2 separate regions of the Mus musculus genome follow, and region 2 is linked to region 1. The links are chromatin loops, found by intact Hi-C in ENCODE. Cell type or tissue: heart. All regions are shown on one strand. Links, peaks and the distances in the headings refer to the core of each region. The heading gives the core; the rest is flanking DNA.

Evidence for each region. Peaks named below come from ENCODE experiments on the same cell type or tissue, not always from the same donor. Only the 100,000 strongest peaks of a DNase experiment are listed, where the experiment ranks them.
Region 2: it touches region 1 in a loop (2.1-fold over the local background); 4 of 42 quality-filtered maps call a loop at or near these places.

The regions. Positions count from the first base shown.
Region 1 is chr3:104,966,640-104,969,566 of GRCm38, forward strand. No RefSeq gene overlaps it. Among named protein-coding and RNA genes, the nearest start is that of Wnt2b, 6.4 kb to the left of the region's middle. In heart, for the core only: a CTCF peak has its summit at 1,530; a DNase peak (open chromatin) is centred at 1,542; H3K4me3 peaks cover 1,195 bases; H3K27ac peaks cover 1,489 bases.
Region 2 is chr3:104,901,298-104,904,224 of GRCm38, forward strand. All of the region lies in intron 11 of St7l (suppression of tumorigenicity 7-like), which reads left to right. Among named protein-coding and RNA genes, the nearest start is that of St7l, 38 kb to the left of the region's middle. In heart, for the core only: no CTCF peak of the experiment used is centred there; no DNase peak of the experiment used is centred there.

The DNA of each region.
Region 1 (2,927 bases), core at 291-2,790:
TATACGTTCTCTGGTGCATGACTTTATTCTACCCTCAGCTCCTGCAGTACAAGGGCCAGAAAAGATTTAAAAACAAAATGCTTCCTACCTTCAACTCAATGCAGAACTTAGGCACTATTTACAATACTGTAAGTCACTTCCCCACGTTGGGCCTCAGTTTCCCCACACTGGGACTAGAGTAGATGGAGAGGATGGAGAGCAACTTTCTGCTGTGGAACGTCCTCTGTCTTTATCTCTTCTTCCTTTAGCATACGCCATCCTGTTATGCCCAAGGCCTCTGCCTCTGCTTCTAAATTTGACCCTGAAGCCTGGACTCGAGCGTCTTAAGGACGCCAATGGGGAGAGTCCCTGTTAGTGTCAGCCAGCAAGGCCCTCAAAGCAAGATTCGTCACTACTCCACTCCCTTAAACATCAGTGTAGACAGGGTCCCTTTCTGGGGCCATGTCTGGGATACAAACCAGATTAGCTCATCTCTCTAATCCTCTTTGTGCTGGAGCCTCTGCCAGGCAAGGACACCCACAGTGCCGTGTGTGTGTGTGTGTGTGTGTGTGTGTGTGTGTGTGTGTGTGTGCGTATTTGTGTGTGTGTATGTGTGTGTGTGTGTGTGTGTGTGTGTGTGTGTGTGTGTGTTCTTGGAAAGGCAGGGCACACAAGGTTCTCTCCTCTGGACCCCCTCCTTCGAGTAAAGGCCAAGTCAGCAAGCCTCCCTGTGTTTAAAAAAAAAAAAAAAAAAAAAGGCTGAGGTTTGAGCCAAGCTTGCCTCCCACCTCCATTCCAGTCTCTTCTGCAGGCTTTCCAGAACTGGATTATGCATTTCAGCTATTCCCCTGTTCCCGAACAGTCCAGAATCTACCCCTCTTCAACGCATATCTCACGGCCTAATTGTGTGTACTTTTCGGTCATTTTAGGACTTGGCAATCCCTTCTTGAAAAGCCCAGAACTTGCAGAAGGACATAGGGAACGTGGGGGAGGGGTGGGGTGGGGATCAGGCTGGCCCTCGGCATTGCACTTCAAATTGGAAGCCTCCAACCAAGTCCCTGAATTTTCCTTGGAGAGATCTCTCTGGGCTGATAAGATCAAAGCATTCCCTCTGCCAAATCATTACCTTATTTTCGAGGCAATTACAGAACTTATTGTATCAATTAGCCAGGTCTCCAGCTGCAGCTGTTTATCGCTGGCTTTTAGTTCGCTGGCTAAGGGTCTGCCCTGCCGAGAAAGCCGGACCGAGGAAAGCGAGAGAAGGGCGGCGTCTGGGCCGGGAAGGCCCGGTTGCTCTCTGTGGGAATGGTCGGCGGAGGGCGGGAGGGCGTCCAGGGGAGTGGAGCCCGCGGACCACTCTCGCCGCCATCCCTCTGTTCTAGGCGTCACAACGCACGGACGTGGCCCAGAGAGACGCCGCAGACCCAGGGGTGAGGCAGGTCGCCGGGGTCGGGCGAGGCCGGGGCTCCGCGGGGACCCGACTGAGCGAGCCCAGACGCCCAGTCCTTTGCAACGCTCGCGGCCGGCTGGAATGCACCCCGTGCGCAGGGCGCCCCGCCGTGGCGTTTTCTGGAAAGACAGAGGGCCGAGTTTCATTTTGGGGATCCCTGGGTTTCAGATAGGTCTGGACACAGAGAAGGGAGATATTTCCAAGAGTGGAAGAGTGTGACGTTCAGGGATTCCACCAGGACCGCAGCGCCTAGAACCAAACGTACCTGAAACCAGCATGGGTAAGGAATCCCTGGACGTCCTCAGACTTTTTGATCTTAGAAACACAAATATTACCGAGGTTCCTCCAGAGGGCTTCTTTTGTTTAGGTGAATTACTGTCACTCACGGTCACTGGAGTAACAGAAACACAGGGACCAACTGATAAAGTCCCTGATGGCCAGCCGAGGAGGCCATGAGCAACAACATAAAAACATTTCTTGATAGTAATCCAAAGAATAAAACAAATATCCACGAGTCTGAACTAATATAAATAAACAACTGAACAAATAAATAAATGGGGAAAGGACAAGTCTCCCATGTAGGAAGACTTCCAAGAAACTTATGTAGACACTGCACACTCAGCGACACGAAGTATGATTCTAATCCTTAAGTGTGCGCTGCACATTCTGACATCTTCCTAACACACACAACACAGCTATGGTGTGGGGAAGGGAAATGGAATTTACCATGGGAGAAACCTGACAAATACTTTAGCCGGGGCATCAGGCTCAACATTATTGGAGTCAGGGCAATAGTTTTTGCCCCAATGACAAAAATAACACTTAAGTCTCTTGTTGCTACAGAGCAACAGGACCACATTTGTTGCTAGAGAAATGGTAAAATGGCCCAGTGAGTTGGGAAGGCAGCTCAGGGATGTCATAGGAAATGCTATATACTCTTACCGCGTAACGAAATAATTGCACCCATTCACTGGGATGGCCACATAAAATCCTGCACACAGAGGCTGATAGCTACTCTCTCCATAACTGTCAGGATGGGGGAGCAACTGACATGCCCTTCAGAGATGAATGGAGACGTGAGCTGTGCATACAGAGAATGGAATGTTTTTAGTGATAAAATGAGCTATGAGGCCTGGAGGAGCTTCCCCTGTATATCACTAGCAGAGAGAAGTGGACCTGAGAAGCTGTGGCTCCGACTGCATTTCTGACAAAAGGCAAAACCACGGGAATGATAGGGTCAGGATTCCTTCCTCTGGGACCCCTTTTTGTAATCCCAGTGTCATGAGAAACCAGGAGAAAAATATCGGACAAATCCATCCGAGGAATTTATCTATCTATCTATCTATCTATCTATCTATCTATCTATCTATCTATTTATTTATTTATTTTCGAGACAGGTTCTTGCTGTGCAATCCAGGCTGGCCTTGAACTCTCAACCCTTCCACCTCAGTCCACCACAGGCTGGGGTTATTGATATGCATCATTACATCCTGCTGAA
Region 2 (2,927 bases), core at 217-2,716, 65 kb before region 1:
GTAGCGGATAAACAGCGAAGCTCCTTAGCATTCCACACACAAACCACAGTGTGGTACTTCATCCCACTTGGGTGGTTCCTCGTGAGTACTGGGAAGTGTAAAGACAACATGCATTGCTTCTAAGGGTGTAAAATGGCACTTCTTTTGGGAAACAGTTGTGTAATTAAATGTAGGTTTACTGTGGGACCCATCAATTCTATTCCTAAGTATCTGGTTGAGAACAGTGAAAGCTTGTCCAAAGTTTTTATGTGCAGTTATTCACAATAGTCAACAACTTGTAAAAATTAAGAGTGAGGAAGTTGCGGTGAAGCTGTAACAGAACGCTGATGACAGCAGCAGTGGACAGTGAAAAAGCCTGAGGCCAAAGACCTGACCTCTGTGAAATGCTAAAATAAACAAATAAGCTGACCTTGTAGACACATTCAGATCAGTGGGCCCACAGGCTGAGGATGAGGTGGGAATAGGCTTATATTAGCAGGAGGGGACATTCTGTGATTAAAGGTGCAGATTTATATATAAAGTTACTAAAAACTTCGAGTTGTATACTTGAACAGGTGATTTTCTAAAAGTTTTAGGTTTGACTATAAAGTAATGAGTTGATGGTGACATCTTCATGCAAGTGTGTAATGATTCTCTGCTCTCTTCTCTTCTCTAGTTTGTTCTTCCTGCTTTCCCATTATCATTCTATTACCTTCTCTATTTCCCACCTCCCTTAAGAATTCTTCCTACCTTCTTATGATCCCTTCTATTAATTTAATGATTTAAAAACACACACATATAAATACATGCATATTTGTGGAGAGGATACATGTTTGTGTGTGTGTGTCGGGGGAGTACAAGTATATGTGCTCCAGCGTGTCCATGTGGAGTACAGATGACAACCTCCAGTGTTGTTCCGCAGGATCCATCCATCTTGTCTTTGAGACAGGATCTCTTGCTGGCCTACTACCTCCCTGAACATTTTGTTTACATGGAATCTGGGGCTCTTACATAGGTCCTCATGGTTACATGGCAACTGAGATGACTTCCCAGCCTCGTATGTTTTAACTTAGTGCCATAGATGAGGCAAGTGCCATATTTGCCTTTTTGGTCTGGCTTATTTTATTTAACATAATAAGTTGCGCTATTTTTTTCTGCATGTGTCACAGTTTCTTTTTCCTTTATGTCTGCATAAATTCTGTTGTGTATATGTGCTGCCTTTTTATCTATCCATGTATTGATGAATATCTAGGCTGCTTGTCTTTCCTGTCTGTTGGAAATAGTGCAGTTTTAATGTGGATATGCAAGTCTCTGTTGTTGATTAGAGTCATTTGGGTGTATATCAAGAGTTCTGTATTCAGGGTTTTTGTTTGTTTGCTTTGGGTTGTTTGTTTGTTTGTTTTTTGGTTATTTGAGACAGGGTTTCTCTGTGTAGCCCTGGCTTTCCTGGAACTCACTTTGTAGACTAGGCTGGCCTCGAACTCAGAAATCCGCCTGCCTCTGCCTCTTTGTTCAGTTTTTAAGGAATCTCTATACTGACTTCCATAGTCACTGATATAATCCTGTCAGCAGGGAATAAGGAAAGTTCCTCTTCTGTTACAGTCTCACCAATGTATTTTGTCATAAGTCTTTTTAATGGTAGCCATTCTGACTTGGGTGAGGCGGAATCTCAAAGCAGATTTAATTTGTTTTTCCTTTATGAGTAAGGGTGTTGAATACTCCGCAAATATTTATTGTTTACTTGTATTTCTTTCTTGAAAACTGCATATTTAGTTTATTAGTTCATTTATTTTTAAATTCTATTTTATTTAGTATGTAGCCAAATAGAAACTATTGATATGTTATGTAATGTAATTCATAACTGTATTTTGAGTAGCCCATTTATTGATAGGGTTATTTGTAAAGTTTTTGGTGTTTAATTTTTACAGTTCTTTATCCTGGATGTTAATTGATTGTCTGATAGTGGTTAGCACACATTTTTCCTGTTGTGTAGGTTGTGTCTTCACTCCAGGGATTGTTTCTGTTGTGCGCAAATGCATCTCGATTTGATGTAATGCTATTCTATAAGACTGTGTGTATGTGTGTGTATATAACACATTAATTTTTTATTTATAGATAGAAATTAGTTTCCCCTTGACCAAATATCAGGGCAGATGCCAGTTCTGCTCTGTCAGAATATACAGCTAAGTATAATGGTGCTGTGAACTGTCATTTGTAGTCAGATGCTTTAAGCTGAGTGTCATCAAGATGATTATTAAGATGTTCGGGAGAAACGCTAAGCCCTAACAACTTGAATGCTATCCCACTTAAATAATATTGATGTCATATGAACTGGAAGAGCTCTGGAATTTGTAGCTGTTTTTGCCAGGTTTTATAAATGATGAAGCATGCACAGCTCATTCTCTGGCTGTGGGTGCTCGCTATTCCTGACTCTCAGCTGGAAGAGAGCAAGCATAAAGGGCGTTGGGGGATTTCCCCTCAGACTTCAACTGTGGGGTGTAATAACTTAGTTAACCAATGGAAGAGTGTCATTCAGTACATACATACATTTCAATTTTCTTTTGCCTTACAAATTTATTATGCAACTTTGTCAAATAGTTCCATGAGTCTTAGCAGTAAAATGACAGGGGATAAAAGTGTTTACGCAGAAACTATTTTCTGGCAACTCTCCACATAACAGAATGTCTATAGGTCTAGAGCTATGCTGTTTGTTAAAGCTGGAAGCTGTTAGATGTCCGACAGGAAGATGATATAAATCTCTTCAGGCTATGGATTTGCTTTGAGGTATTTCACTAATATTGATGATTTATATAGATTTTTTTCCTATTGAATGTATTTCACTATGTGATAACTATGATGTTGTATCAAAGTAAAATAGTATATTTTCATTGGTTTTGACTTGTTCTTCATTACCTGGCTATGGCTTCAGTTCAACAAAAATTATTTTC